Linked DNA regions of Homo sapiens: region 1 is linked to region 2. Evidence: chromatin loops called from intact Hi-C (ENCODE). Cell type or tissue: ascending aorta. All regions are shown on one strand. Links, peaks and the distances in the headings refer to the core of each region. The heading gives the core; the rest is flanking DNA.

What was found. A loop is a pair of places that touch in the nucleus more often than their neighbours do. Peaks named below come from ENCODE experiments on the same cell type or tissue, not always from the same donor. Only the 100,000 strongest peaks of a DNase experiment are listed, where the experiment ranks them.
Region 1: it touches region 2 in a loop (2.4-fold over the local background); 5 of 110 quality-filtered maps call a loop at or near these places.

The regions. Positions count from the first base shown.
Region 1 is chr18:36,662,975-36,679,571 of GRCh38, forward strand. All of the region lies in intron 14 of FHOD3 (formin homology 2 domain containing 3), which reads left to right. LOC105372071 (a long non-coding RNA gene) reads right to left here and starts at 444. Exons shown (of 3, transcript NR_132982.1): 1 at 333-444. RefSeq lists a silencer at 11,318-11,544. In ascending aorta, for the core only: no CTCF peak of the experiment used is centred there; a DNase peak (open chromatin) is centred at 9,554; H3K4me3 peaks cover 1,119 bases; H3K27ac peaks cover 3,071 bases.
Region 2 is chr18:36,575,477-36,592,073 of GRCh38, forward strand. It overlaps FHOD3 (formin homology 2 domain containing 3), which reads left to right. Exons shown (of 29, transcript NM_001281740.3): 6 at 975-1,069. Among named protein-coding and RNA genes, the nearest start is that of TPGS2, 250 kb to the right of the region's middle. RefSeq lists a silencer at 8,162-8,211. In ascending aorta, for the core only: CTCF peaks have their summits at 5,055, 9,885 and 10,088; DNase peaks (open chromatin) are centred at 4,945 and 5,805; H3K27ac peaks cover 4,923 bases.

The sequences.
Region 1 (16,597 bases), core at 5,393-13,392, 88 kb after region 2:
AGTTCTTTATAAACTGTGATAAGAGTAGCAATCACTTTTCTCATTGTTCTTTTTTACTTCATTTATTGTGTGTTTACCATGTAGAAACATTCAATTTCATGAGTAAATCTTTTCTATTTTCATGATTTTGTGTTCCTACTGAAGAAAGCCTTTTTTCTCCTGGTTTCTTCTAGTACTTCTGTAGCTACATTTTGTCACATTTAAATGTTTTATCTATCTGGAAATTATTTTGGCAAATAGTATGAGGCAGAGGTCCAACTTCAGCTTTTTCATACATTCAACAACATGTATTGAATAACCCTTTGTTTCCCTACCGTGTGTCAGATACTAACAGGAAGGGAGGTTTGTTTATGCATCGGTGTGTTCAAACTGTTCTTAGGAGCATCTCCCCTCTTCCTGCTGTCAGCCTTCCCTGATCAGCCACGCTGACCTCTCAGGAGCTCTCCTTCCTCCCAGTTTTTGGCTTTACCACTTTCTTCATGGTCACTGGAATACAACTGTGTCATGTGCTGCCATGGAACAGTCCTATTATTGCATCATCTGCTTTTAGGAGGTTGTGTACAGTGACTGACAGTGCTATAGTAAAGAACAGTCATATTTTAGGAAGCTGGGAAAGTGGAAGCCTTCTGTGCTTCTGTGGTGGCTTCTCCCAGCTTAAGCTCTCTCTTATGGGAATCTCACTTGCTGTGATCCCCTTGAACACCTATCTCCACCATGTTTATGGAGACTTCTCCCTCAGAATTCAGGTTTCTGTTTCCATGCATTTCCTGCCTGTTGGCAGTTACTGTAGTTCTTCCAGTGATGGCCTGCCAGGCTTGCCTTTTGACTACCACCCTGTGTGTAACTTGTGGGTACCTGTGCCTTCTTCATCTTTGTTGCCAATTCCAAGTGGACTGTCTATTCCCTATGAATCCACATGCTTGTGTCTTCCCATTCTTGTCTGCTTTGGCTTTTATCATTTCCTTCCCTGACCTCACTAGTCATCTACATGTGCCTTGAAGTTCTACTTGGGTTTTTGAATGACTGTGTTTTGTGGATATGTGATCTGGGTGTTTTGCTGGATCCCAGATGCTTGCTGGCTGTGTTCTATCACTTGGTCAACCCAATACTTAAAAAAAAATTGTCAGTGGAATTGAGAGCCACATTGTGCAATGGGGTTCTAGTTTTTAAAAAAATTAAATTGGTTGATTAAAGTACATTTTTAAAAAACAAACTTCTCTGAGAAAATCCCAAATAGAATGTAAAATAATGGGATAAAGGACATTGTTTTTCTATGTGACACAGTTAATGGCACCCAGTCCACAAATGCCAGTAGGAAACAAGCAGTACAAATGTGGTCTGATTCCCCACCATTCAAAGATGCTGTGTTCTCCTTGGACTGCGCAGAAGCAGTCTTCCCACTTGCCTGCCACTAGTTCCTGACAGCAGTCTTGTTACAAACAATAAGAGTCCCTGTAAGGCTAAATGTGGTCCTTATTAATTGATTGCGTTACATCCAAAGCACGCAAGAGAAGCACTGGTTCTGTTGATGCAGTAAGTTCAGAGTGGGGTCTGGCTCGCTAATGGTAGGTTCACAAAGTGACTGTGGGCCCTAGGGAACCTGGGCTGTGCTGTGCTGTGGGACTGTGGGTCCTCAGCAGGTACTGGAGATTCTTTCTCCCACACATGTTTTAGATCTGACTTGACTTTTTCCCACCATTCCTACTCCCATCTTTGCCATGGTTTCCAGTTGTCACTTGCTACATTAGTTTTGTACCATTATTGTACAAAGATCACAGAGCAAAAAGGGGTGTGTGTGTATGTGAGAGAGAGAGAGAGAGAGAGAGAGAGAGAGAGAGAGATTGAGATTGAGATTTCTCCTTCAGAAAAATGTATTACTGGGCTGGGCGCAGTAGCTCATGCCTATAATCCCAGCACTTTGGGAGGCTGAGGTGGAAGGATTGCTTGAGACCAGCCCAGGCAACAAAGAGACCCCAGGTGTGGTGGCTTATGCCCATGGTTGCAGCTACTCAGGAGGCAGAGGCAGGAGGATCACTTGAGCCCAGGAGTTGGCAGCTGCTGTGAGCTAAGGTCATGCCACTGCATTCCAGCCTGGGTGACAGAGTGAGACCCTGTCTCAAAAAAGAAAATGTATATTGCTAGATCACTGAATGTTTGTTTTCCTATCTCTTTCCCCATTCCTTCCCTCAAAGCCCAGTAATGAGGACTAAATAAGTTTTATTGTTATAATGGAAGGATACTGAGTTTCCAGTTAATTTTGGAAATTATGTATGTAGGATACACAAGTCTTACATACTCATATATTTCATTCAACAAGTACTTATTGAGTGTATCGATTGAATCAGACACAGTCCCTGACTTCACAGGGCTTACACTTCAGTGGCAGAAGCAGAAGATGAGCAAATCATCTGCAAATAAAGAGTTTCCACTGCAGTGAATGCTGCGAAGAAAATGAACCTTCATAGGAGAGCTGAAAAGAGAGAGGCAATCAAACTGGGGGCCTAGCACAGGTGCTCTGTTGTTGTGGGGGATACCCCTGGCAAAAGGTCTGGGAAACTGAGTCACTAATGTAAGGCAAATTGCTATTTGCTCTGAGATTGGCCTGGTGGGGGGGCAGGGAGGTTAAGAGGGGGATAAGAAAATGGAGCGAGTCCATATCTTTCTTCAAAACAGGGTTTTGCAAATCTGGGAAAGATGGGAGACCATTTGGAATCAATTTAGCATTTAGAGAAGAGGCAAGTGTGCAAAAGAAGAGTGAGTTGGCCTGGAGTGAAGAAGCAGAGAGGAGATGGGAAGGAAGAATGTGCCTTGGTCCTGGCCAGCAAGGCCTGGGAGCCACGTAACACAGGAGATGCTGGTGGCAGTCAGCGCTTTGGGAAGCTTCCAGGAGATTGGCAAATTGTGAAGCCAAACAGGTGGACTTGGGGCTGTGACAGGAGAGGACTGACCTCCTTTGGGCCGGAGGACTCACTTGGTCTTAGATGGAGGGTGGAAATTAAGAGGGAATGAGAGAACTGGCAAGAACTGCTGTATGCCAAAGTCAGGGCCTACAAAGGGGCCAGTGGACAGGCTGAAGCATGACAACAGCCAGGGCCTGGAGGAATGGCTTCATGCTCTAGATATGAGCCAGCACAGTAATGTGAGACTCCATGTGGGACCAGTCTCCACAGCACACTGCGTGAGCCCTGCTATTCCTTCCCATGGCCAAGGAGCTCAGATCTGCACTGAAGCAGTGTGTGCAACAGGCTGGAGAATAGAAAGCAAGAGGGAGACTGAAATCCACATCCAGTCTCTGATGATGGCTGTCTTCAGGATTGTAGCAGTGGTGATGAGAAAAGCTGCCTGTTTCTTGGAGATGCCTCTGGGGCTTGCTGGTTTCATCATGAGAGCTAGGATATGACCCTGAAGCTATGAAGGAAGATTCTTAATTTTTCTTTTTTCAGGGCAAGCAAATGCCTTTTACAACTGGGCATAACTTAGAGTTACCTCTTGTCCTGTATCATTAGACAGGGTGATCCTCAATTTCATAGCCAGGTTGTGAGGACGATCTCATTGCTCAGCATCATTTCAATGCCATTTTATTATTATTTTTGACCTCTAAGTCTTCATATCAAATTATCTACTTGTGAATTAAGTGCTAATTTCAAGTATCAGATATTTTATGAACTTAGTTTTTGCTTTTGTTAATATTTTACCAGAGATGATAATTTACTTTTTAAATAGGAAACATCGAAGGTTTGCATCTTTCGCAAATAAGATTTTACTTAACTTGAACTTACCAAGGGATATTTTTTTAAAACAGCTTTTGCAGTAAAATTGACACGCAAGAAACAGCACATAAGTTTTGGCGTATGTGTACAACAGTGAAACCCTGACCACAATGGAGATAATGTGCATATCCATCACCCCAAAAATCTTCTGCTGCCTCTTTGTGATTATTGCTGCCCTTCCCCATCCCTAAGCAACCACTGATCTGCTTCTTCATTGTAGATTCATTTGCATGTGTGTTTTTAGCATTTTATATAAGTGTAATCAGGCAGTATATACTCTTTGAGGGGAGTTGACTTCTTTCAGTTAGTATAATTGTTTTGATATTCCTTCATGTTGTTGTGTGTTTCAATTTCTTTTGATTGAGTAGTATTCCATTGTGTACATAAACCATAATTTATCTGTTTACCTGTTGATAGACACTTGGGTTGTCTTTGTATGTACATGTGCTTTCATTTCTCTTGGGTAAATATAGTCATTCGTCACTTAATGATGGGGCTATGTTCTGAGAAAAGCAGTGTTGGGCAATTTTGCTATACAAAAATAATAAGGGACTATTCTGAACAATTATATTCCAATAACTTTGACAACTTAGATGAAATGGAAGAATTTCTTGAAAGACAAAAACTACCAAAACTCACAGAAGATGAAATAATCTGTATGAATTAATATAAGATAAACAAAGATAGAGACATTGAATTTGTAGTTGTAAACTTTCCCATGAAGAAAGCTCCAGTCCCAGATGTCCTCCTAGGCTATATGGTATAGCCTGTTACTCCTAGACTGCAAACCTTGCAGCGTGTAACTGTACCAAATACTGTAGGCAGTTGTAACACAGTGAGAAGTATTTCCGTATCTAAACATAGAAAAGGTATGGTAAAAATACAGTATTAAAGAGAAAAAAATGGTACATCTATGTGGGGTACTCACCATGAATGGAGCTTACAGAATTGAAAGCATGAACATTACTGTTCATGCCTAGGACATTACTGTACATCACTGTAGACTTTATAAACACTGTGTACTGAGGCTACACTAACGTTATTAAAAAAGAAAAGTAGTTGTGCTACAATGTTATGATGGCTATAACATCACTAGGTGATAGTACATTTTCAGCTTCATTGTAATCTATGGAACCACTATCTTGTAGAACATTGTTGACTGAAATGTTAAGTAGTGCATGGTTGTTACTAAAAGTAGAATTGCCAAGTTTTATGGCAGGTGGATGTTTAGCTTTTAAGAAATTGCCTGTCTTCCACAATGGCTGTACATGAGTAATGCTCATAAAATGAGGGGAAACATACTCCTTCCTCTTTAGCTTTCTAGAAGAGGCTGCGTAGAATTAGTACTAGCTCTTCCTTAAATATTTCATAGAATTCACCATGAGGACATCTAAGACTGGAGCTTTCTTCAAGGGAAAGTTTAAAACCACAAATTCAATGCCTCTAATAGATATTTATCTTATATTCTTATCAGATCATCCATTTCCTCTTGAGTGAGTTTTAGTAGATTTGTCTTTCAAGAAATTCTTCCATTTCATCTAAGTTGTCAAAGTTATTGGAATGTAATTGTTCAGAATAGTCCCTTATTATTTTTTTTAGTATCTGTAAAATCTGCAGTGATCGTATTTCTCATTCTTAATATTGGTAATTTGTGTCTTCTCTCTCTTCTTTCCAATCAGTCTGGCTAGAGATTTATCAATTTTTTTTTGACCACAAAGAACCAGTTTTTGGTTTCATTTAATTTTTATACTGTTTTTCTGTTTGTTTTATTTTCTTGCTTCTGCTCACTTTGTGTAAAATTTGCTCTTTTTTTCAGTTAGGAGATGAGGTCATTGATTTGAGACTTTTTATCTTTTCTAATATAGGCATTCAGTGTTACAAATTTTCCTCTAAGTATTGCTTTTGCTGCATTCCACAAAGTTTAATATGTTGTGTTTTTATCTTCTCTTAATATGCTTCTTAAGTTCTCTGTCAATTTTTAAAAAGTCTTTACCCCATGGGTTATTTTAAAGTATTTATTTAGCTTATAAGTATTTGTGGATATTCCAACTATCTTTCTGTTACTGATTTCTAATTTAATAAAATTGCGGTCAGAGAACATATGTTGTATGACTTGGATACTTTTAAATTTATTGATATTTGTTTTACAGCCCAGAATAGGATCAACTGTGGCAAATATACTGTGTAAACTTGAAAAGAATATGTATCCTGATGTTTTGGGGTAAAATGTTCTGTAGATGTCTATTTGGTTGATGGTATTGTTCTAGTATTCCGTATCCTTAGTGCTTGTCTGTCTTGTTCTGTTACTGAGAGAGTAATAAACTGCATTCTATAATTTTGATTTTTAAAAATATGTTGCTGTTCTATTAGTTTTCCCTCGTATCTTGAAGCTCTTTTATTAGGTGCATAAATATTTACAATTGTTATATCCTACTGATGGCTTGACTCCTTTCATTTGAAATGACCTTTATACCTGGTAACATACTTGATTCTTAGGTCTACTTTATCTGGTATTAATATAGCCTCAGCTTTAAAAAAAATAGTATTAATATGGTATATCTTTTTTATTATTTGAACATAAATTAGGTTTTATGTTTCTTGTAGGCAATATAGTGTTGAATCTTTTTTTTAATCCAGTCTGATAATCTCTACCTTTTAATTGGAGTGTTTAAACCATTTAATGTGATTATTGATTTGTTTGAGTTTATATTTTTTATTTGTTCCACCTTTTTATTCTTTCTTCCTTTTGGGGGGTTGCATATTCTTGATTAGTTCATTTTCTCTCTTTTGTTGCCTTATTAGCAATAAGTGTATTATTTTAGTGATTGCATTGGGGTTTATAGTATACATTTTAATTTATCATAGTCTACCTTTAAGTGATAGTATGTATTTCATGCATAGCATAACAACCCTGCAACAACACACTTTCATTTTTTTTCTTCCAGCCTTTATGCTACGGTGATCATGGATTTTACCTTTAAAATGTTGTAAACTCCACAATACATTGTTATTATGTCTGCTGTAAACAATTGATTATCTTTTAAATATATTTAAATAATAAAATAAGGCTTATATTTACCTGTGTCATTATCTTTTCTAATTCTTTTTTATTTTTGTGTAAATCAAGATGGCCATGTGGTATTATTTATCTTCTGCCAACATTTCTTTTAGTGCAGGTCTAGATAATGAATTATTCCTGTTTTTATATGTCTGGAAAAAATATTTCACCTTAATTTTTGAAAGACAGTTATTGCTAGGTAAAGAATTATAAGTTGATAGCGTTTTTTTTTCTTTCAGTACTCTAAAGATGTTGCACCACTTTGTTCTACTTTACATTGTTTTTGATGATAAATCTTCTGTTTTTATTTTTATACCTCTGCATGTAACATATCATTTTTTTCCTTTGGCTGCTTTTAAGGTTAACTCTGTCATTGGTTTTTAGCAGTTTGATTTTGATATGCCTTGGTGTAGTTTTTTCATGTTTCTTACGCTTGGGACTTGAGATTCTTGAATCTGTGTGTTTACAGTTTTCATCAAATTGCGAAAAATCTTAGTGCTTATTTCTTTAAAAATGTTTGGTACTTTTTACCTCCCCTTTCTTTTGATAACTCTAATAGCATGTATATTGGGTCATTTGAAGTTTCCACAAAGTTCACTGGTGGTCTGTTGATTTTTTTCATTTTGCTTCATTTTGAATGTGTTTCATTTTGAATAATTATGTTGCTGTGTCTTCAAGTTCGCTAATTATTTTTCTTCTGTGGTGACAATCTACTGTTTCAAGTGGTCTCTTTCTTAATACCTTTCATATTTTAACATGTTAAATATTTTCTCTAGCTTCTTGAATATGTGGACTATAGTCATAACTGTTTTATCATTCTCCCCAACTAATTCTATCATCTGTGTCATTTCTGGATTGGTTTCAAATAATTTACTTTTTTTCTTCTGATTATGGCTTGTATTTTTGTACTTCTTTGCATGCTTGGTCATTTCTTATTGGATGTCATATTTTGTAAATTTTATCTTGCTGGGTGCTGGATGTGTTTGTGTTCTTATAAATATTTTTGAGCTTTGTTCTGGGATGGGCTTAACTCAGAAACAGTTTGATCCTTGCAGGTCTTGCATAATTAGCTTTGTTAGGCAGGACCAGAGCTATGTTTAGTCCAATATATTTCCACTACTGAGGCAAGACACTTGTTAAAACTTTAACCAGTTCCCTCTGAATTATGAAGTTTTTCTCTGTAACTGTTGGGAACAGGCAGTACTCTCTGCCTTATATAATTTCCAGACACTGTTTGCTCTAATTCATTTGGATAGTTCTTTCACTGGCCACAGATTACTTTTTACATGCATATGCTGAACAATCCTCACCTAGTTACTTGAGGGAAACCTTCTGCAGATGTACAGAGGTCTCTCTCTCTCTGTATAGACCCTTTCTGGTATGTTACCCTGCCAGTGTTATCCCCATTGGCCTCTCTAGACTCCCAGCTTTGTCTCCTCTACTCAGGGAGACTTCCAGGCTCTGCCTGGGTTTTCCCTTTATGCACCACAGCCTGCAAATGTTCTCCAATCAGTAAGCTAGGGCAATCATGAGGAACACCTCCTTTGCTTTTCATCTCTCAGGAATCACTGGCCTTCACCATCTGATGGCCAGTTTCTTCAGTGCTGCTGTTTCATAGATTTTTTCTGGTTTTTAGTTGTTTCAGGTACAGGTAAATCTGGTTCCTGTTACTCCAAATGGACTGAAAATGGAAGTCCAAGAGCTTTCCTTTTTTCACCACTGAAATAGACTCCAGTTAGATGTAGAAAGTTGGATGAGTTCAGTGTGCCAACTTTTACTTTATGGGAAACTTTTATTAGAAAAGCTAATTTCTGTAAAGAGAGACAAAAGAAAAAAGCAACACGAAAGTGATAGGTTTCATTGTCCATAAATTTGTCCACTTGCTACAACATGTGTTTTTGTGGCATTGCTCATATCACTGAAGTAGACAACAAAATTCAGTCAGTGTGTATTGATGGCACTCAGACACAGTTGCTGTGGGGGAAGGAGGAGAAGCAGGCGACAGGGACTGCTTCTGATGTGTTCCCAAAGGCAACAAGGGAGTAAGCCGTGCCAGAAACAATGTTCATTCACAAAACAGTGAAGGAACGAACCAATCATTTGTGACGATGTGCCGAAAGGACACATCCAGGAGTCTGGAGAAATAAAGAGCAGTGTCCACTGTGGTCATCAAGGGAGGTGTCTTGAAGAACTTGGGTAGAGAGGAAGTGAGATACCACTAGGCAAAGGAACTAGACTTCTTTGGGAAGCAAGATGGTGAGTGGCTTGATTGGCATGGAGGCCATCTTAGGGGACATTTTAGGGGACAGTGGTATATGAGTTTTGCTAATAGGTCATATTGTAAGATAACTTTAATTGCTTCAACATTTCAGATTTTATTGGAGTCCGCCAATGAAGTGCCAACTTCCTCAGACAGAAATAGAGAAAATATTTTCAAAACCCATCCTGTTTCAGTCAGCTTTTAACTACATAAGAAACCACCAAAACATGGTGGTTTAAAACAACAACCATGCATTTACCTCATGATCTTATGGGTTGGTAATTTTGGCCAGGCTCACCTTGAAAAATTACTCTGGTCTGAGCCGGGTTAACTTGTGTTTGCAGTCAGCCGGTCGTTGATCATCTCATTTGATATCTAGCAATTGTCTGGCTATCAGCTGACTTGATGGGGCAGCTTGGCACCATGCCTCACGGCCCAGCCACCTCGCCCAGACTTGTTCAAATGGCAGTGGTGTAGGGTTCCCAAGGGCAACATGGGAGCAAGCCCCGGCGTGCAGATACTTTTCAAGCCTCTGCTTGAATCGAATCATATTTCTGATTGCTACATTGGCCAAAGCCAATCACACGTTCAGCCTAGATTGAAGGGGATGGAGAGAGACTGCTTTTTCTTTAAAGGAGTTGCTGCAATATTCTGTGTCTATTTTTATAAGAAACTGTGCGTCTGCTAAAGATTTATTGTGCAATAAACAAATAGAAGAGTGACCCGCTGACTGTTGAGTTTAAAGTTACTCACTTTGTTCAAAAAGTAATTGCAGGCTATCTGGCAGACTTAAATTATATTTTGAATGGTTCTTAAGTGTTTTAAAAGTGAAACTAGTGTACTTCCTCTTTTTTTAATCCTTTTCTTCTGGGCTTAGTGCAACTGAAAAATCTAGTATATTTTAATCTCTCCTATTTGTCTTAGCCTTATCTTTATAAAGATTTCCTGTTTTATGTTTAGTCTATTTGCAGGTAATTAGATAAACAAAGTGCCAACTCATCATCGAAAAAGAAAGACTGTCATTGACAGAAAATCTCCCCCTCAGCTTTTGATCATCTGTCTGTGTTGTCTTTGCTCAGCCTGGGCAGTGGGTTTGTTCTGTTAAGAGCCAAGAGACATTCCAAACTACCTAAGATGGAGATTGGGCTAGTTGTCTTGTATCGTTCTTCTGGCAAATCACTTTTCTGTTAAAAAGGCAAGAAGTCAGAAAAAGGAGAGGTTACTGTTTATGCATTAAAAAACCCCATTGTGTTATGGAACAAATGAACTGTTTATTTCCGAATCTAAGAAGTTATTCTCATGATCAAGTATGTAATTTTGGTTCTTTCTGAAACCAGCCCTTTTATTATTCAAGTTTGTATAATGGAAATAATGTTGAATTCCTATGAGAAAAAACAATGTAAGCCATTTACTTTACCTCTCCCTCTCAAAAAAAGTGGGAACCTGAGTAAAGTATTCCTAATCACCACTTAGTAGGTTTTCTGGGTCCCTGACAGTAGTGAACACTCCCAGAGAGCAGGCAGAGGGAGAGGCACAAAGAAATGGCTGGAGACTATGGGTGAACTTAGCCTGGGATCTGGACAGGGGTTCCTCGATCTGTCCTCCACACTCAGCGGGAAGGAGGGAACTGCAGGGCATTCCTGAAGCTAACCCAAGGTCAGGTGGGGAGTGAGTAGCCACAGCTGCCTTAGGACCCCTTTCTTCTGTTGCATCCTGCTCCCTTTCCATTCCATTGCTTCACGGACAGAAATCCCTCTCTGAGATACATATGTCAGAGGGATATATATTAAATATTAGTTTAACACATATATGAGGGATATGTATATCCCTCTGATATATATATTTTGGTTCTTTCTGAAACAAATTCTTTTATTATTCAAGTTTGGATAATGGAAATGCTGAATTCCTATGAGAAAAACAATGTAAGTCATTTACTTTACCTCTCCACCTCACATATGTGTTAAACTAATATTTGGATCTAAAATTTCAGTCTGCCATTGATTTCCACTGTGATTTCAGAGTATATTTTCAAAAGGAAGGAAAGTCAAAAATTCTGATACTGGGTTTAGGGAACTTTCTATTGCTTCTGTGCTGAAATCTGAACAATGAGCCCTGAGTTTTGGTGACACTGAAGCCTTGGCTTTCAAGTTCACCTGACTTACGATGCACCTGTGTTTTCTGTCACAGCCTCAGTGCAGTGACAGCCTCATGACTAGAAAACAGTGCTGAGGGTTGAATCCACATTTATATACCAGGGGATGCAGATCCTCTTCCACCCTCAATTTTGTGACAGGCTTGAGGCCCTTCTTTTAAAAATTTATTTTTATTTTTTTGAGAGACAGGGTCTTGCTCTGTCACCCAGGCTGGAATGCAGTGGCGTGATCATAGCTCACTGTGGCCTTGAACTCCTGGCCTTGAGCAGTCTTCTTGTTTCAGCCTCCCATGGCTCTTCCTGTTCACTGGTGAAGCTGCTTGTCAATTTTGATGCATTTATTCAGCAACTAGGTGTCTGGTTGGACTTTAAATTCCCTTTGTGGTTCTTCTTGCATTCTTAAAATGGAGGTCAGTAAAACTTTTTCTAGTTTCAGTGACTTGCTAAGTGAGAGCTGAAGTTCCTGGAACCCCTGTCACTTGGCTAGGAGAATATGAATACAAATAACGCTAACTGAGACAGTGAGGGGAGCATCTTGGGGCAGCTCCGAGACTTCACATGAAGACAAACATGTAAAGCTGTCACATGCAAGCACGTGCCCCTGGGAGTAAGTTCTGGGATAAGATGTCACAAACTCTTATGCAAAGAAGAGGAAGACTTGAGAATACTCTATGATGCACACTGCTCTGGATTTGACTCTTCCAGTAACATTTTTTTCCTCAAAAAATTGAACTTGAAATGTACTGTTACTTCTGGGGATTTTTGAATGCCAATACTACTTTTTGTTGTCCTGTATTTCCTTTCCCTGGAATCTTAGGGCCCTTTGAGCTCAGTGTCTTCCCAGCGATGGGAGGCTAGGGAAGAACTGCCGTGATTGTCAGCACACTGGGTTGTCAGCCATAGGACAGGCCTCCTGCACACCTAGGGAAGGCTGGCTAATCATGTCCCCACCCTCCATGGCCACCTCCGTGCACCAGAAATCAGGGTAAGCTGGGTGTCCCTGGCCATGCAAGTTCTTAGCTGTGTCCTCTGATGCTCTGCCACTCACATGTCTCAGTCCCTTTCCACGTGGTCTCCTCTGTTCCTTTGCTTCCTGCTGCCACCCCCTTTCTCTCTTCATACAGTTGGCATCTTTTTTTTTTTCTCCCTACAACTTTGGCTCCTTCTCTATTTTATCCTCTCACACTTTGGTCTCATACAGGGCCACCAAGGGCCTCCCCACCTCCAGGCCCTTTTGCTTTTGCTTCTCTCAAATGCACAATCTCTCTCCCAGTGCACAGCCCTGAGACATGACTATGATTAACTCAGCCTTCTGTGCCAGGAGCCTCCTATGCCACTGGATAGCCTGCCTTTTGATGGGGTGCCTTTGGGGCAGGCACCCACCCTGCATTCACTCAGCTGTTGCCAGTGGGAAGGGTCTAGTGCAAAAAACTCCTCTGTAGGTCCTTATCATACCTTAGAGAATAGGCTGGGGGTCTGGGAGCACGGAGACTAGCATATACATATTATTCTGACTTCATGCATCCTGTTTATTCAATCATTAGTTGATTCATCAGACAGTGAGGCTCTTCTATGTGCCAGGGTAGAGATGAATGAGAAAATAGGATCTGACCCCAAAACGTAAGCTGCTAAGAAGACATTATTTGGCTCCTAAAATCATTCTCCTGTATAAACTACCCTATTTTTGGTTGTGTTTCTGAATTCTAGAACTGGATCTAACTATTGATGTTCAGTTAGCTTGGGGTTTCAAAGATATTTGATATACAAGTTAATTATCCACCTAAGAAGGACTTTTATTTATTTAAGAGAAATAGAATGGCTTTAAAATATATATTCAGGACTTACAGAAAATTTTAGATAAATCTAGAAAGTTATAGAGCAATAAAGAGTATCAGATATAACATTGAAACCCTTATCCCTTTGATTTCCCTTCTTCCCCAGAGATGATCACTACACTGAATTTGGTGTTTGTTATTCTCAGATATGGTTTTGTTTTTATGAAATGTACATGTATCACTAGCTTGTAGATTTGCCATACATGTATTTAAACTTCATAGAAATGATAGAATATGGTTTCTTTTCTTCAGTCTACTTTTCACTATCTATATATTTTGCTTTGGGGAATTACCTATGTTCATATCATTCTAGTTATTAATTTTCACAGATGTAGAGTATTCCTTTCTAAAAACAAACTATATTTTGTTTATTTGTAGGTATTTGTATAATTCTAATTAACCACTAGCAAGCAATAAAAACACTGCAACATATAGAATTATTTACCATACATGTCTATCTTCTTTATGCATGCAAAAGTTACTTTCTAGATAAACGTAGAAGTGGAATTGCTAGGTTTTAGGATATATACATCTTCAAATGTATTAAGTGTTTTTTTTTCCAAAATGATTATATTAATTTCGACTTCTAGAAGCAGTGTATGAGTTATTCTGTGCCAATGGGTTAGTGTCATCAGACATTAATTTTTGTCAATCCATAATCTGATAGGTGTGAAACAGTATATCACTGTGGGTTTTGCTTGCATTCCTTTTCCCTGATTTCTAGTGAAGATGAGCATCACTCATATCTGTATTGGCCATTTAAAATGCTCATTACCCTTTGCCCATTTTCCTCTGGGTAGTTTGTCTTTTGCTTACTGATTTGAAGGGGTTCTTTTTGTACAATGTATACTAATCCTTTGTAGTTTATATATGTTACAAGTAGTTTCTCCCAGGTTGTTGCTCTTCTTTATTCTTATGTAGTCTTTCAATGTGCACAAATTTTAAATTTTAATATATGCAAATTTATCAAATCTTTCCTTTTTGGTTGCTCTTTGGTCTAAAAAAACTTCCATATCTTGAGATCTCAATGTTGTAAAGTTTTGTCTTTTACATTTTTCACTTAAACTATCTAGAATTTATTTTTATATTTGGTATAAGGTGGGACTAGTTGTATTTTTTTTTTTTTTAGATGGAGTTTTGCTTCTGTTGCCCAGGCTGGAGTGCAGTGGTGCAATCTATGCTCACTGCAACCTCCACCTCCCAGGTTCAAGTGATCCTTCTGCCTCAGCCAGTAGCTGGGATTACAGGCATGCGCCACCATGCCCAGCTAATTTTGTATTTTTAGTAGAGACAGGCTTCTCCACGTTGGTCAGGCTGGTCTCAAACTCCTGACCGCAGGTGATCCCGCCTCAGCCTCCCAAAGTGCTGGGATTACAGACATGAGCCACCATGCCCAGCCTGTATTTTGTTTTATATGGCTAAAAGTTGTCTCAGCACCATTTGTTAAACAGTCCATCACTTCCCCACAGATGTGTAATAACACATTTGACATGAATCAGGATTCTATCTGTGTATGAGTCTGTGTCATGGCTCACTGTCTCACTCCATTCGTCCATGTTTTCATTTGTGCACCAAGACCACTTTGACGGGCAATCATTGTGGTTTCAGAATGGGCTTCATATTGAATGTGGCCAGTGCTCTGCTTTGTTCTTACTCAAAATTGTCTTGGTTATCCTTAAAACCTCAGGTCCTGTGTAAAAATTTTGGACTCAGCTCATAAAATTTCATGAAAAATCCTTTTGGGATATTGATTTGAAATTGTATTAATTGGAAAAAAAGAATTGGCATCCTGACTGCATTGATTTTTTTCAATACATAAATGTGATATAGCTTTCATTTGGGTCTTTTAATAAGGTTTTATAAAGGTCTTTCATATTATTAGTTAAGTAATTTCATAGTTAGCTTATGATTAACTTGGTAAATTGTTGCTAATGTAAAAATGTAATTGCTATTTCTATGTTTTATATATAGAAACTTTGCTAGACTCTTAATAAAATAACATAGGTTTTCTTGGATTATCTTTATAGATGGTCAGATTATCTGTAAATAGTGATGTTGTATTTCTTTCCTTCCCTTATGCTTTTTACTTTTCTTAGTATTCTGGCTTGGACCACCAGAATAATGTCAAATATAAGCAATGATGGAAACATCCTTATATTATTTTTAACAGTAAACTGTTCTTAATATTTCAGCATTAAGAATGATACTGGCCAGGTATAGTGGCTCATGCCTGTAATCCCAGCACTTTGGGAGGCCAAGGCAGGATTGCTTCAGCCCAAGAGTTCGAGACCAGCTTGAGCAACATGGCAAAACCCCAACTCTACAAAAAACACAAAAATTAAATGGGCATGATGGTGCATGCCTGTGGTCCCAGCTATTCAGGAGGCTGAGGTGGGAGAATCACTTGAGCTCGGGAGGTCAAGGATTCAGTGAGCCATGATCATTCTGGCCTGAGTGACAATGAGACCCTGTCTCAAAAAAAAAAAAAAAAAAAAAAAAGAAGAAAGAAAGAAAGAAAGAAAAAAAGATACTTACTCTAGTTTTTAAAATTTTCCTTGCCAAATACCCACTGTCAGATTAAGAAAGTTTTCTTCTATTACTAAGCATAGTAAAGGGTTTTTTTTTTTAAACAAATGGTTGTTGAATTTAAAGCTTTTTCTGCATTTGCAGAGGTAGCCATGGTTTTTCTCCAATAAACTATTAACGTGGTAAATTGTATTCATTTATACTGTCATCTTACATTACCCTTACATTTGTTGGGCAAACCCAATGTGATTTTGTTTCAGATTTTTGCGTTGGTGTTCATAATTGCAAATAGTATATAAGTTGCCGTCTTCACACTGTTCTTATCTGGCTTTAGTGTCAGAGTAATATGAATCATGTAAAATGGGTTGTGGGAGATTTTTTCTTCTTTATGTTGTCTGAAACTTTCCATATGTCTAACTTGAACTCTTCCTTGAGTAGTAGAAATCACATTAAAAATCTGACTTTCGTGGATTTTTTTTCATGGGTGTGAATATATTTGTAATTAATTAACTCAATTTCTTTTGTTAACAGGGCTATTCAAAATTTCTATTTCTTTCTCAATCAGATTTGGTCAATTATATGTTTTTAGAAAATCATCCATTTCTTTAATTTTTCAAGTGTATTATAAAAATTTCCCCTTATTTTTGTAATGTTTTTTGGTCACTATATCTATAATTGTATTTACCTGTCATTCCTGAATATGCTCATTTATGGCCCTTTTTCTTGAATAATTTTGATGGAACTTGTCTATTAGGTTTTTCACAATTATAAACCAGCTTTTAGTTTTGTTGATTTTTGTCTATACACCTTCGTTTTCCTATTTTATTAGTCTTTGCTCTTTATTTTTTTCCTTTTGCCTTCTTTGAATTTATTCCACTGTTGCCTTTCCAATTGTTGAGCTGATCACTCATTAATTTTTACTCTTTCTTTTCTTCTAATATAAATACTTAAGACAATAAATTTCCTTCTAAATACTACTTTAGAGGTATTCTACAA
Region 2 (16,597 bases), core at 4,940-12,939:
TCAATATTTTAAGAATGGTTATCTTTAATTTATGGGAACATGAATTATTTTCACTTTATTCTTCTGTATTTTTCTAATTTTCTAAAATAAGCTGTTCTACTGTTACCAGCATAAAAAATGTTGTTTAGAAAAATGTCAATGCCCTGACAATTAGTTATGGGTGAAATATGATTAGGAGCTTAGATGTGACTGGTGGAGTCCTCCTTCCTTTAGGGCATGTAACTTCTGTTTGTTCATTATCTATCAGTCAGATTATTTTGATAATAATGGAGTTGAAAAACTGAGTTTAATGTTTACTTAAAAAACATAGCTAGTGTTTTCTGTTTGGAGAATAATGATGGTATATGGTGACTATATATTTTCCTAAACTAAGAATTTAGGATTTGGTATGTGACGAATGTGTGATATCATGTATTTTCATGATACCTGATGTTTTTACTTGAAAATCTTTAAAGGGAATTACTCATAATATTTAACTATGCATTTATTGCTGACCTATTGGAATAAAATTGGATTAACCCAGGATGATCCCACAGAATCTAAGACTTGCTGACCACAGACTGGGGCACTGGACAGGTTGCTTTTGGAAACTTCGTTTGTCCTTGTGGCCCCAGTGGGAGGCCACAACCCAGACACCATCTCATGAATATCTTTGTCCTGTCTGGGACTACACACAGATATAGAAACAGAAAAACATGCATTTATACATCAAGGCACACAGAAACAACAATCACTGGATTGGTGCCTTAATTGCATCTTCCGGGAGCCTGGAATAGCCCTTGTTTCTTCTAGTGTTCGACACTTTCTCTCTGAAATGAGATTTAGTTAATTTCAGAGCTCAGGAATTCTCCTCAGATTTGATTCTTAACATACTGTGTACTTAAAGTATGAAAATCTTGATCAGCATTATGATCACTGAAGATTATATTTCTATATACATCTATAATGTCTCCTTTTTCTCTTGTTTTCTGTAGCTTTGGGCCAGATTATGTTGTATGTGGATGGAATGAATGGAGTAATAAACCGCAATGAAACCATTCAGTGGCTGTACACTCTCATTGGGTCAAAGGTAAGGGGAAGTTATGGTTGACTGTTTTGTTCACTTGTCATATCACTTGCCTTTCTTTTTTCTCTGAGTCAGTTTTGCAGAAAGAAATTTTATTCAGCTTTTTTCAAGCCGTTACAGTATAAATGAGGATTACTACTCTACAAATTTTAAGATACACTTAAATTGCAAATAGCTCATGAAATTTTAATGCATTTCTCTTTTCTCTTCTCTTAAGCTTTAATCAAGTGCCTTTGGAACCTTCGGTTTTTAATATTTAATCAAATGTTATACCATAGGGCCGGGCGTGGTGGCTCACACCGGTAATCCCAGCACTTGGCAAGGCCAAAGCGGGTGGATCACGAGATCGAGACCAGCCTGGCCAACATGGTGAAACCCTGTCTCTACTAAAAATATAAAAATTAGCTGGGCATGGTGGCACGCGCCTGTAGTCCCAGCTGCTCGGGAGGCTGAGGCAGGAGAATCACTTGAACCCGGGAGGCAGAGGTTGCAGTGAGCTGAGATCATGCCACTGCACTCCAGCCTGGGTGATGGAGCAAGACTCTGTCTCAAAAAAAAAAAAAAGTTATACCATAGATGTAAGATCTGTGAACCATCTGTATTTCATGTTCGTGTGTACATATATATTTATATGTTGTACATATGTATATGCATATTCCTATATGGATAAAGAATCCGAGATTACCTTTCAGCTCTAACATCAATTATAAAAGTAATCAATGTTTATTACGGATTTGCCAGGCACCAAACTAGGTATTTTATTTTATTTTATTTATTGAGACAGAGTCTTATACTCTGTTGCCAGGCTGGAGTACAGTAGCATGATCTCAGCTCCCTGCAACCTCCACCTCCTGAGTTCGAGCAAATCCCATGCCTGTCTCCCAAGTAGGTGGGATTAAAGGCATGACCCACCACCCTGGGCTAATTTTTGTATTTTTAATAGAGACAAAGTTTCACCATGTTGGCCAGTCTGGTCTTGAACTCCTGGCCTCAAATGATCCACCTGCCTTGGCCTCTCAAAGTGCTGGGGTTACAGGTGGGAGCCACCACATCCGGCCCATACTAGGTGTTTTATAAGCGTGATCTCATTTAATTCTCATGAGGCCACTGTCAGGTAAGTAATATAATTCCCATTTGGTAGTTGAGGAAATAGTGCTTGATTATGAAAGCCTAGCTGGTTTCCCCATGCATTTTGGCACATCACCACCAGCCACGCCTTGGCTGCCAGGTCCCTGAGGTCTCTGGAGGTCCTGCCAAGGAAGCAGATCTATTCCGTCACTTCAGGTGCGCCGAAAGCTGGGCAAGCCTCTGGCATAGTCTTCTCTGGTTTCTGCCGGGGTGTGGAGGAGCATGTGTTAGGGACCTGACTGCAGGGGGATTTGGGAGAAGTAGTGAAAGGGACCCTGTCCTGAGCAGGTGCACATGCACCAAGGTTAAAGTGCTGTACGGGTGGCACGTTATGGAGATCAGAGTGGCTGTAGTGGGCAACATGGTCAGATGGAGTGGGGGATCTTGAGGGCCTGGATACAGAATTTGAACCTGAATTAAACAGGTCACAGAATCAGCATAGCTTTGTAGGGTCCCTGAAAAGCATATTGGATTAATCTGTTCTCACACCGCTAATAAAGACATACCTGAGACTGGGTAATTTATAAAGGAAAGAGGTTTAATGGACTCACAGTTCCACATGGCTGGGGAGGCCTCAAAATCATGGCGGAAGGCGGAGGAGGAGCAAAGGCACATCTTACATGGTGGCAGGCAAGAGAGTGTGTGCAGGGGAGCCACCCTTTATAAAACCATCAGATCTCAGAAGACTTATTCACTATCATGAGAAAAGCATGGGAAAAACCCACCCTCATGATTCACTTACCTCCCACTGGGTCCCTCCCATGACATGTGGGAATTATTACAATTCAAGGTGAGATTTGGGTGGGGACAGAGAACCAAACCATATCACATGTGGTCTGCCCAGACTGTCCCCCATCCCTGTGTTCACTGCCCACCCCCACTAGAGTGAGCCTTTCCAGGCTGCTGTTCACAGTGCTGTGCTCTGCTGGGGAGTCCATCCCCTGGCCCTACCCCTGGAGTCACCTGCCTCCCAAGGATTCTGCTGTCCTTTGGGAGCACTCAGCCCTGGTTTGATTTGGGGAGGAGTATGGTTCTAGTTTTAGGCTGTATCTCCTTCTCAGGCTTCTCAGAATCCTGGTGATTGTGTCCTTGTGTGGTTGGAAGGGCTTTTTCTCTGTGGCTGGCACTGGCATGCGAATCCCCATGGGGTCCCATATCCGTGGGTGACCCTCACATCTTGCCCTCAGGTTTTCTTTTTCTAGTACTTATTGATGAGAGAATTTTTCCCCATTTCAGATTAGAAACAGCTATGCTTTCCCTCAGAAGATTGAAAATCTTTAAAAAAAAATGTTTGGCTTTGTTTTCTATGGAAAATGGAAGTGACTCTGTTTTGAAACTGATGTAGGTGACCTTGGACACTGAGTGAAATGCTGGGCTTTCTAGGTTGCATCAGCCAGACCGAGGGAAGATTTATATCTCATATCCTGTTTCAGTTTTTTCTCCTTTTTCCTTGCTTGTGCTGGGAAGCCTCCCTAACTTTCATGTTCATTTGGAACCTGCTCCCTCCCCAAGGCACTCTGAATGGTCTCAAGGACATAAAAGCTAGGGAGATGGGAAGAGATTTTGCAAGAAAGATTGACTTTTTGTACATGACACAGCTGAATTAAGATATCTTTATGGTTTTATGATGGCCATGATAAAACACCAACAACTTGCCCTATTTCTAAAAGGAAATAAAACCTAACATGCTTACAATAGAAAAACTGACAGTCTGTTAGCTCATCACCAGACAGAGAATAGAGTGAGGGCAAGGTTAGGGAAGGTGGGATGGGTATGGGGAAGAATCACTGTGAGCAGGGAGAGATTACATAGAGAATGCTGTGGTCTGAATGTGCCTCCCTAAATTTTTGTGGTGTAAACGTGATCCCCAATGCAACAGTGTCAAGAGGTGTTTAGGTCATGAAAGCTCTGCTGTCATGAATGGATTAATGCCATTATAAGAAGGATTTGTGGAAGGAGTGCATTTGCTCTCTTTTGATTCTCTGCCATGTGAGGGCACAACCTTCCTGCCCTCCAGAAGATACAGCAACAGGCACCATCTTGGATGCAGAGAGACTGGGCCCTCACAGTCAGTGCCTTGATCTGGGACTTCCCAGCCTCCAGAACTGTGAGAAATAAATTTCTGTTCTTCATAAATTACCCAGTCTCAGGTATTTCTCTTTATAGCAGCAAAAATAGACTAAGAGAGGAAAGGCACAAAGAAAAGAAGAGGGAGAGATAGAAAAGAGGGAGGAGAAGGACCACGGAGGAGGAAAAGAAGAAGAGCAGCAGAGAAAAAAAAAAACAGAAATAACAGAAATGCATGCCATGGCTCAGAGTCTCTGATGTGGCAACAGCATCATATTGATATTACTTTGGAATCATTCTGTAAGGAAAATAAACAATCAGGAAAGAATAAACACACAGGAAAATCTTTATTGCATTTCTAAATAACATGGAAAAATTATAAAATTAAAAAGTTTCAAAAATACATTTGTAGGAATTGTGCTTTCCCAGCCTCCCCATCCTACACGGTGCACTCGGTGTGTGCTTCCTCAGTGGTGGTTCAGGACTCTGGGCTGCCTCTTCAGGGCCTCTGTCTAAGGTGGCACACTCGCCTCCTCCCTAGCCATTTGGGCCGTCAGCACTGGATCTGTGTGGATTTCTGTCTTCATCTTTTATTTTCCCAAAGGCAGGTCTAGAATAGTCTCTGGCTCCTGTGTTCTGCACTGTGCTGGTCATAATGAGGACAAGAGAGTGGAGCCAAGAGTCAGCCTGTGCCTTGGAGTTCACTGTGTTGTTGGAAAGGAGAATTCTGGGGAACAGTGATGCCACAGCCCATCCCACTAACTGTGATGTCACATGAAGGTCTCCTGCCCCCCTGCAGGGTGTGCTCTGTTCTAGGCGAGTTGCTGAAAGTTAACAAAGGCAGTAGCTGCCAAGTTTATTTCCAGTCTACATAGTTCTAATGAGATCACCTCTTATTTACAAAACCAATAGAGTGTCTGCTGATACTCTTCCCTCACCCCCATCTGAATAATGAGAAATTGAAAAGAACAACAGATACATCAACCCAAGACCCTTAGATTTTGAGAAGGAGGCCTCAGTCTCCTCCTTAAACATACAGTTTGGTCAATACAGCTGCAATGGGTTTTCCCCAATTCAAATTAAGAAATCAGCAAAGCCAGGGGCCCTAGCATTTCCTTTTGACAAAGAGTCAGATTTATCTTAACCTGGAAAGGTTACCTTGACATCCAGTTGCCTTTGCCTTATACAGTCACAGAGTTGATAAAGGAAGTACTGGAGCAGAAACATCTTGTCACTGTGTTTTCATAATTCATCATTTTTCTTCCATGAAAGGCAACAAGATGTGATTTTGCAGCCTGCCAGAGGCTCATTATGCAATGCATATTTGCAGATATTTGAGACTCATAGCCAGGGGAGAAAATAATGCATTCGTAGCCAAATAATGACTTTTTAAAAGAAAGAAAAAAGTGTTTTCAATAAAGTGTTTCTTTCTATTTACAAGAGCCAATCTTTAAACTCTCCAGTCAGAGGTAAGAGGCAGATGCCAGGCCCATGACTTATCACAGGATGTGGATTTTTTTCTCTTCATACATCTGGAATTCTAATTAATTGGAGTAAGATGATTCAGTCTATACAGCATGGCCCTTTGTCACCCAGCACAGAGAGTCTGTCTCTTTATCTCTATGGATCCTCTTTTGGCCCAAGGGGAAGGCCTCAGGGCCCTGAGCCTGGCAAACTCTCACCTCCTTGCTGCCTCTTAGGGGTGCCTCAGGGCGCTGGCATGGAAGCTTCCCTGTCTGCATTGCTCTCCAGGTTAGCTTGCCTTGCTCTGTCTAAGTTCCCATCAGCCCCATTGGATCTCATCCTTCCATCTGTGCCCCATATTGCTGATCACAGGTCTCCAGACTTCCTTTCTACTTGTGTGAGGGTGTGCAGGCCTCCCTACTCCTATGTAGGCCTATCTGGAGGAGCCCTGGCCAAGGCCCTCCTTGCACGCACGTACACACACATACATACATGCTCGTGCTCATGCGCTCTCTCTTTCTCTGTCATATACATTAGAGAACCTATGAGCCCACCCGCCAGCCACCCCACCCCCAACACTGGGGACATTGCTGAAAGTTTGTTTAGGACTGCAAAATGAAGAAAAAATAAGTAACGTGGTGTGTAGAATGGAGTGGTGGAGGAGGGGAAATTGACAGGGATGGGAAAGCTGGGTGGGAAGGGTTAGCTCAGTATCACAGCTGTGAGGTGAGAGTAGCAGTGGAAACAGAATAATGAAAAAATAGAGACATTTTGAGGACTAGCCTTCTAGGAGGAGATTTCTGGATATAGGAAAATAAAAGGAATCAAAGGTTGGGGGTCACAGTTTGACTCTGCAGCTAGAAATATGGCAGTGCCAATGGCAGTAGAAGAGTTGGACATTGGGGTTTGTTGGCAAGAAAACTTTGGACACACTGGTTTGGAGATGAAGGAAATATTCCCAAAGAGAGCTAAGTGCCATGGAGCCTGGTGCTCCATGTGCCCCAGGAGACACTGGCTGATGGGCAAGGAGAGGAGATTCGGTGAGCCCTCTGGTCTTGGAGCCACTGGCATGTCACTGTTGTGTGATCTGCTCAGATGACCCAAATATGGGGGTGAGAGCTGAAGACCTTTGTAAGTTACGTAATGTAAATAATAGAATCCTAGCCTTGAAGAGATGGCAATGTCATGTTAAAGGTGTTCCTGACATCATCAGTCCCATTCCTCATACTTCTAGATGCAGAGGGATCATCAAATCATTTGCCTAGGTTGCCCAGGAATACTGTTGCATGCTGGAATTGGTGGAAAGCCTTCCTTTTTCGGACATGCATTACCTGTCATTAACCAAATGCTTGTGCATTGTTTTGTTGAACAAGACACTCTGACTTGCTGTGGAAGCAAAGTATTTACAGGCAGTTACCATGTGAACCCTGTCCAAGCTAAACTTGATGGCTGCTACAGATAGTACTTGGGGATATAATTTTCAGCTCCTCATCATACTGGTTACCAACTCTTCTGTTCATGTAGTACAAAGAATAGTAATATGGTAGCTGGGATGCGATGTCATTCTTCCACAAATCCCACCTCTGATATATTACATCTTTTAGCAGCAGCCTTGGCTGTTGCCTCCGTTTGAACCGGTAATCCACTAAGCCTTCCGGATTTTTGTCACACATTTTTATCTGCCAGTTTCTTCCATTCTGCGTGTCTGCGATTGATTGATTCACGTTTAAATTCAGGGCCTTGCATTTTTCCCCCATTGATTGTGGGCCAGAGTTCCAGCCTCAAGATAATTAAGAATTCTGTTCTGCTTCTTTCTCTTATTAACTGTTAGTGCTAATTTTATTTAACAAAAAATGAATAAGCAGATCTTCCATGCCATTGATGAAAATGTCTAGTGGGACAGAGACAAGGAATGCATAAACCAGTGCAGCCTGCAGGTTGACACTGATCAGTCAAGGCATTTTAGGGTCATTGTACAATTAGTGGGAAGCCGTTGAACTCTGACCATCCAGCTGTGTTTCTTCATTGGGGTCACAAGGCCTTCCTGGAATCACGATATGCTGCATCTGACAGTCAGTGCCAGAGCTTTGGGGTCACACACGCCTGCACCATCCTTGGGGTGGGTTGCTTTTTCATCTACAAAATGGGAGTGATAATAGTGAAGAAGACGTAAAACACTAAGCAACAGGAGATGCCCAGTATGGTTTCCTGCCCCTGCCCTAGGAGTACAGGGTTTTATTCTTTTCCCTTCTCCTCCCCCACCTTGTTGACCTTCCCTGTGGCTTAAGGCTTTTGTCTCAAAGAGGAGAAGCCTCTGGCTGGGGTTTCCCCTCCTTTTCACAGTGCTGGCTGCTCCCTTCCTCCTTTAGGGTTGTTGCTGTTCTGCCTGCTGTGTGGCTGTGCACCGCTAGGCCTGCACTACTGGGAAAGTTTCTTAGGTCCCAGCCCTGCCCCCAGCTTCTTTGTGAGTGCCATGGAGAGCAGCCTACTGGTGGCTGCCAAATCCCTTTGTGTCTGCAGTTCCAAGGGGTTTATGCTCTCATGGTAGCCCACAGTTGACATTTGACAATTTGCTAAAACTATTATCTGAGGTTTTATTGTTTAATTATTATTATTATTATTATTACTATTATTATTATTTTGAGACGGAGTCTCACTCTGTCACCCAGGCTGGAGTATAGTGACACAGTCTCGGCTCACTGCAGCCTCAACAGCCCAGGCTCAAGCAATCCTCCTACCTCAGCCTCCTGAGTAGCTGGGACCACAGGGAACACACCACCACACCCAGCTAATTTTCTGTGTTTTGAATGGAGATGGGGTTTCACCATGTTGCCCAGTCTGGTCTCAAACTCCTGAGCTTAGGTGATTCTCCCACCTTGGCCTCCCAAAGTGCTAAGAATACAGGCGTGAGCCAGCATGCCCAGCCTGAGTTTTTCCTGCTGCTTTGTATAAATGGCTTCATTTTCCTCCCCTACCCTGCCTCAGATGATAGTCCATTGCTGGCCTCTCACCCTTTCTGGGTGGATAGAACACTCTCCCTCCCTAGATTTCAGGCTACTTGGTTTTCCTGCAACCCCAGGTATATGATGGGCTCAAGAAAAGTTATGGCGTGAAAGATTGTTTGTCTCTCTCTTATTATTAGGTTGGGAGTGACACTCGACATCTTTCCAGCTGGAAGCCAGAAGTCCAATTGTTAATATTATAAAAACACTGTAAATATACTGCAATAGCATGAGATGTACTCAGCCAGCAAATTCTATATGGTCCAGGCAAAGGGAGTTGCTAGAACATTATAGTTAGTTCCTTGAATTGCACTATTGTCTTAAATCCATCCTTGATATTGGATGTTGTGTTTATAATTCCCACATTAATTGAATTGAAATATATTTCATTAATAGAAATTCAATTAAGACTAATTTTTTTATAATTCAGTTAATGATTACAGATTAAAGAAAAAATATGGCAACTGGGCATGGTGGCCTGTAGTCCCAGCTATCGGGAGGCTGAGACAGGAAGATCCCTGGATCCCAGTTCATGATCAGCTTGAATAACACATAGACCCCTTCTCAAAAAACTAAAATAGCTAAAGTTTACTGGTATAATATGGAAATCTTGATAGTAAAAAATAACTTTTTAAAACATTTACTGAATTTTTTTGTGATTACAAAAATAACATACTCTCTTTGTATAAAACTTTAGAAATACAAAAAAAGTAAAATAAAAATTACCTAGAAACACTACCACATAAAGATCATCATTTTTTGGTACCTTTTCTTCTGATTTTTTAAATTTTTCTTACAAAATTAACTCTGAGTATATTATAAGCATTTCCTTTGTTACTACAAAATTTTTAAACTACAATATTTAATGCCTACATAATATACAGTCATATGAATGTACTATTATTCATTCGACTTTTCTCATCTTGTTAATCGAATTGTTTCCAATGCTGTGCTGTGTTTAAAGAGCTTTGTTTCTAATGGCATAAAAATATGTTTAGTGAATGAGGTTGTGTTTGAATTTTTGCATGTTTATCAACATTATATTCGATGAGATTTCTAAAATTCCATGGGTTTTAATGGCATAGTCATGTAATATTTGTGTTGGAGTCATTGTGGGTATAAAGTGCCAGCTTCTTCATTAGGGCTGTTGCTCTTCTACCGGCCACTTGGCTGTGCATACCCAGAACACTCATTCTCACTGATTTGATATGTTAGAGTCCCCCATGTGAGAATAATCTCAGTAGGAAAAAAAAGGGAAAAAGCAAGTTTTACTAGTTATTGTTTTAGGAAGACCTCAGAGTGAGAGAGAAGTGATTCAGGCCAGGCCTCAAAGAGGGCAGCAGGCTGAGGGGGCCCCACTGTCCAGACAGGTCTCCAGACACAGGGCTAAACAGCAGTTTCTTCCATTCACTCTGAGATGATCATCTTCAGGGAGCTGATTGTGGTTCCTCAATTCTTAAGAGGCTTGCTGATAAACCAGAATTTTAACTTACAAAGACATTATTTTTGTGAACGCAAGAAGCAGAAACTAAGGGTGCACCTTTGACTCTTCTGCCCCTGTAGCCCAGGGCAACCAGATGAGTTTTAGCAGTTGGAGGAAGAGTAGAAGTGGGTGGCTCTAATCTGGAAGAACATTTAGGGAAATGCAGAAACACCAAAGTAGGCAGCATGCTGTTCCTTCCAGAGAGATGTTCTGCCCTTTTCTAGGAGAGTTGGATGAGCAAGAGTACCAGAAGCAGCACAGGCTTCTGGGAGCCTGCAGGGTTCTGCCACTCTCTACTCTAGCCCCCATCTGCCAGCCCTTCTCCCCCTACTCCAAAGAGATGTGAGCTGCCTGCCACACTCTTCTAACAGCACATTTGCCAAACCTGGGTTTTAGCTGTTCATTTTCATGTTTCCAGGGCTGGTTATTTACTTAAGAGAGTTCTTTCACCTTTATTGTTACTCAGAAGATAATATTTGTCACATTTTCCCAAGGCTTAAGTTTTTGCACCAGAGTGAAAGATGGGAACCTCCATAGTATAGTGGAAAGAATCAGATTGACCTGGGTTTTTCTTTAACTTCTTCCAGAAATGGGCTATGCGACAAGTTACATAGCCTCCTTAGAATGTGAAGTTTTGTATTTGAAAATGGGAATGCTGCCAACTGGAAAAGTACCCAATCTTGTTGATTTCCCTCAACCACGAATTTCATTCTGCATATACTATCAAGATGCTCCTTCGGGCAATATCTTAGTGCAGGGATTTTGGTATTCCTTAGTAAACAATAAAAGATGTGCATGTTACTTTTTTTTTTTTTTGAGACAGAGTCTCACTCTGTCGCCCAGGCTGGAGTGCAGTGGCACGATCTCGGCTCACTGCAACCTCCTGCCGCCTCCTGGCTTCAAGTGATTCTCCTGCCTCAGCCACCTGAGTAGCTGGGATTACAGGCATGCGCCACCATGCCCAGCTAATTTTTGTGTTTTTAGTAGAGACAGATTCCACCATGTTGGTCAGGCTGAACTCCTGACCTCGTGATCCTCCCACCTCGGCCCCGCAAAGTGCTGGGATTACAGACATGAGCCACCGTGCCTGGCCGCGTGTTACATTTTGTCAATTATTCATAATTACCTTGAATATCTGAAGAGAAAGTTAGCCAAGTGGATGTTTTCTGACTCTTGCCCACTTTTATTAATGGTTCTTTAAAGAAGCTCTTACTGACAAAGCCAGTCCCCAAAAAAGGGGGGTCTTTCCCTGATTGGTGCTGTGAAGCCAATACACAAAACCAAAAGTGAGCACCAAGCAGTACAGGCTTTATTCGATGGCCATGGAATTGAGAAGTGGAAGCGTGGTTCACAAATCAGCTCCTCAGTTCGAGAGAGTGGGGAAGTCACAGATACAGGGCATCTTCAATGAAGGGGTTGGGGCATTAAAAGCAAGGGAAGGAATAGTCATGTCTTTTCTGGAGATGGTGGGGGGAACTTCTCAAAGTAGAATGCCACTTTTCTTTTTGTCCTTTTATGGTTTCTTCTCATTGTTGTCATGGTGATTATCAACTGTCAGGGTGCTGGTGGAAGTGTCCTTTTGCATGAGAGTTAGATGATAATGAAGTTAGAAACTCTTCAGAGGCCAAGTGAGCGGCCACCCTGGATCCCAGCAGTCGGAGCCAGTTTAGTCAGGAGGGGGAGCTTCTGACCTCAGGCATCGTATTTCCCAAAGGTAAGCAGAGTTAAGGTAGGATAGAAATTCACTTGGTCATGTAGGCGATTTCCGGGGTAACACAACCTTCATCTAAGCCCCAGAATTTTATCTCAATAGAGAAAATGCCAGCCAGGCGCGGTGGCTCACGCCTGTAATCCTAGCACTTTGGGAGGTTGAGGAGGGTGGATCATCTGAGGTCGGGAGTTTGAGACCAGCCTGACCAATATGGAGAAACCCCATGTCTACTAAAAATACAAAATTAGCTGGGCTTGGTGGTGCATGCCTGTAATCCTAGCTACTCAGGAGGCTGAGGCAGGAGAATTGCTTGAACCCTCGAGGTGGAGGTTGCTGTGAGCTGAGATCGCGCCATTGCACTCCAGCCTGGTGCTGGAAAAAAAAATAGAAGAAGAAAATGCCAATTTGTAGCACTATTTATTGTTATTTTTAATTATTTTGAGTTGTCTGCTATATTTTACATTCTGTAAGATTTCCTGTTCGCTAGCAAAATCCTAAGGGCTACCCAGCCTTACACTTGGTTACTATACCTTCTGCAAATTGCATTGTGTCATAAGCAGGTTGGCCATCAGGCCCTGAGGCTGGACCACATGGGTTCGGTGCTCATGACTTCCTGTTCTGGTGGATGTGCCAACCATAGTCTCCACACTCTCCCTTGAAGGACACCTGCAAAACAAGACCCAGAGTTCTGTACTTAGTTAATATGTTTGGGCCTATACTTTATTTCTGGTAATATACACCTCATGTTACAGATAACCTGTTAGAGGTCGGGAAGGTTGAGATTTGGAGTCTGGGATGTCTGTTGGATTGTTTGATAACCAGTTACGAAGGCTTTAGGGCACACTCTGAGCTGCTTGCTCAGAAATTCTGAGCTTAAGTATATGGCATTGAGATACAATGTTTAAATAAAGAGTTTGTATCCTAAGTCACTTGAGATCTTTTTTTCTTTATAGTAATACTTGTATATTCTAAAGTGCTGATGAGCTTGTAAACAATGTGGTAAAACTTTATAGATCAAGTTATCTTACCACTTTCGAATTCAGTTTTAATAACCAGCATCCATTTATATAACATATATTTATGATGTTTTAGTGGAAAATGAAACAAATAAAATGAAGCATGGTTTTCCAACCCCCTTTGTAATTTCAATCTTGAGGTTTGGAAATTGTTTTCTTTTTTGGCTGTTGAATTTTTAGAAGAGAAATTAGGAATTTGAAGATTTTTTGGAATTCTTTTATTTTTCCTTAACGAGCAGCATATTTGACCTGCTAAGTATAGTTCTTGTATTTCTGTAAGTGCAATAAAAGATGAAAGGACTTCCAGTTTGTTTTTACGTGTAAAAGTATTAAGAGACTGTCTTTTTATTACCTTCCCACATATTTGGTGATTACATTTTATCTGAAATCTAGATACACAGGTTCTGTACAGGCAACTCCACACTCTTCCTGTGGGTTGACCTAGAAAATAAAACAACAGCAAGAACAAGGCTCTTTGTTGACACCATCCTGCTACCCTTCCCTCCAGCCCAGCCTCCCTGTCGCAGAGCTGACATTGAGCCCTGTGTTATTTATGGAATATGGAGGTTCAATCCCTGGACTGAGGCTTGACTTGACAAATGTTACTTCCTTGGGTCAAGAGGAATCTCTGGTCCTCTGAAGGCTTTTAGCCTTTATTTTGAGAGTGCAAAATGATAGCTGCAATAGAAAGTAAAGCTCAGCTCAGTAACCCCCAAAATGTGCTAAATCATTATGAAATGTGTAACAATTCACAGCCATCTGTATATTCCTGCTTTTGCACCCCCCGTATGCAAGGGGATTATTTCAGATTTCTGTTATATACTGTGATTTAGCTGCATGCTTTAGAACAACATAAACATAGTCTTTATTATAACAGACAACTAAAAATGGAATACTAGTATTTCCTAGATTGTAATTAAAGAAAATGTAGGTAACAGAAAGCCCAAAGGCTGGATCTAGAGCTCCAGTGTGTTTCTCCAGCCCAAAGAAAGTGAGGTTGTTTGTGTGAACAGGACCCCAAAAGCCATCACATGGTTCTTTTGCTCCATGGAAGCTGGAAAGGGCTGGCTGGATCCAGTTCTGAGCCTTGCTCTCATCTACAATGCCGGAGCTGTCCTCTAAGAAAGCTCTCTGTTTGCATCTGTCCTCAGCAACCCGGCACTCAAGACGCTGTTGAAAGTAGAAGCAGAGAATCTTGGATTCGCAGGGACCTTACATGGGGTCAGCCAGTCCACCCTCTGCAGGCTCTGAACTCCTTCTGCAAAGGCCTTAGTAAGTGGCCGTGCAGAGCCTCCAGAGACAGCGAATCTACTCCCTCTCCACCAGCTTGGTTGTCTTGAGACCACTGATGCTGATGCTGCCTGCTTGTTGCCCTGTACTCCTGTGTGACTGCTTTGTGACTGCTGTGTCTTCCATGGCCTTGGATGCTCCATAAGAATGAGAATCAATTCCAATTGATTTCTCTCGGTGCTGGACAAATGGGCAGGTGCTTGAGCCTGTAAGTTGTAGTGAAACCCTTCGTTACCACGTGAAGGCATGCCAGGCAAAGCTGGAAATCAGAAAGTTCAGATTGGAGTGATGCTTTGCTGACATGTCTGGGCCACACTGTGGTGTGTGCTCTGGCATCCTTGCAGCTTGTTCCACTCGCCTCGTTTGTGACACTCTCTCTTGCTGCCACACTGGGCCTGCCTCTCCTTCTCCGTCATTATCCTCCCCGATTTGCCTCTTCTCAGCAGACGTGGGCTGTGAATCTTAATATCCACTCCATTTATTATAAAATGTGTCTAACATAAGCGCAAGGGGCACCAAGGGTGGATTTTTAAGAGCTATGGGATGAGCAGTGTCTTTGGACTTGGAGAGGGTGTGTGGCCTCCACTGTGGCTGTTCCAAGCTTCCAAGGGTTTTGACTGCATTCCAGATACATGAGGGCATCAGAGTAAGTGATTTCTGGATTAATGAGGTTGGCTCATAGAATTCTTTTGATGGAATGTACCTTTTTTACTTTCAAGTTGATGCAGTAATGCTAGTAAGGTACTTCTGAGGAGGATCCTGCAGGACATATTTTGACGATGAGTTAGTATGTCCTTGAAATTAGTACCATGCATTTCTACAAAATTAGTGTTCTAGTGCTCTTTTTTCCTAAAGTGATTTAACTAATATGCTTATTATTAATTTACATAGTAAAGCTTCCAAAGGTACATCCACATAAACTTAAACTCAGTAGAAGCCAAATTCATAGAAACCTAAAATTATGCATCAGAAGATGTTTGGGGATTTTTTTAAAAAAACAAATTACAGTGCCAAAAAAGCTCCAAACAGAGCCTGTATCACAGAGGAGAGAAAGACAGGAATAGGCATGTTGAGACCAATAGAAAAAGGAGGCTTTGCTAGAAAACAGTGGTTTCTTAATTAGAGAGCCACATGTAGGAGAATGGCTTAGGGATTCTGGGTGCCTGAGACCGTATCGGTCAAGGCCCCTTCACCACAGAGATACTCAGAGGGAGCCTCTGTGAGGTGGGCTAAGGGGCCTTGCTGAGACCAGCTAATGGGGGGAGTGGGTTGGGCAGCAGCCAGGTTCTTTCCTGGGGAGGCATTTAGAGGCTTAAACCACATAATAATAGTCCACCCACTGAGGAAGTTGCCAAGCCTGAACTTGCTAGGTCTTTTTATTTACTTGAAGAAATTTCTTCAGCCCTAAACGTACAAAGCACAACTCGTGATGCCATACCTTCTCCTTCAACCTCCAACCGTGTAGTTGAGAAAAATACACTGGAATGTAGTCTATTCCTACAGAATAGAAGCAGAGAAGCAATCGTGGGCCTCAAGTTATGAGGGCAGATACTCTCCGAAGAGTTCCCAGCACTCTAAAGTACTCAGCTCCCTGTGTGGGGAGGAGGTTACCTCCAGAATGGCAGCCCAGGGCATGACTTGCCCTCATCGCAATGGTTGGGGCGGAGGCGGGGCTTGGCTTTGCTGGGGGCTACTACGAGGTGAGAAAGGGAGGCTGGGGGCTGGGAGGGCTCACTCCACACAGCATAGAGGGATGGATTCAGAGGACGGGCTGGCCTACCCTTCACACATATGCTGACTGAACAGCTCATGGGTCAGATAAAGCCTCTTCGCTGCTGTGAAGCTTACATTCTTAGAGGCAACAGAGGCATATAGTAGGTGAACAAGCGTCTGTAGCAATTTCAGGTCATGATAAAGGACGTGGATAGAAAAGGCCGAGTGTAGTGGCTCATGCCTGAAATCCTAGCACTTTGGGAGGCCGAGGTGAGAGGTTTGCTGGATCCCAGGAGTTTAAGACCAGTCTGGGCAACATAGAGAGACACTATCTCTACAAAAAAAAATTTAAAGAAAATTAACCAGATGTGGTGGCATGTACCTATAGTCCAGTTACTCGAGAGGCTGAGGTGGGAGGATGACTTCAGCCCAGGAGTTTGAGGCTGCAGTGAGCTGTGCTTACACCACCACACTCCAGCCTGGGTGACAGAATGAGACCCTGTCTCAAATGAAACAAGGTGGCTGGGCACGATGGCTCATGCCTGTAATCCCAGCACTTTGAGAGGCCGAGGCAGGCAGATCACCTGAAGTCAGGAGTTCAGGACTAGCCTGGCCAACATGGCAAAACACCTTTTCTACTTAAAATACAAAAATCAG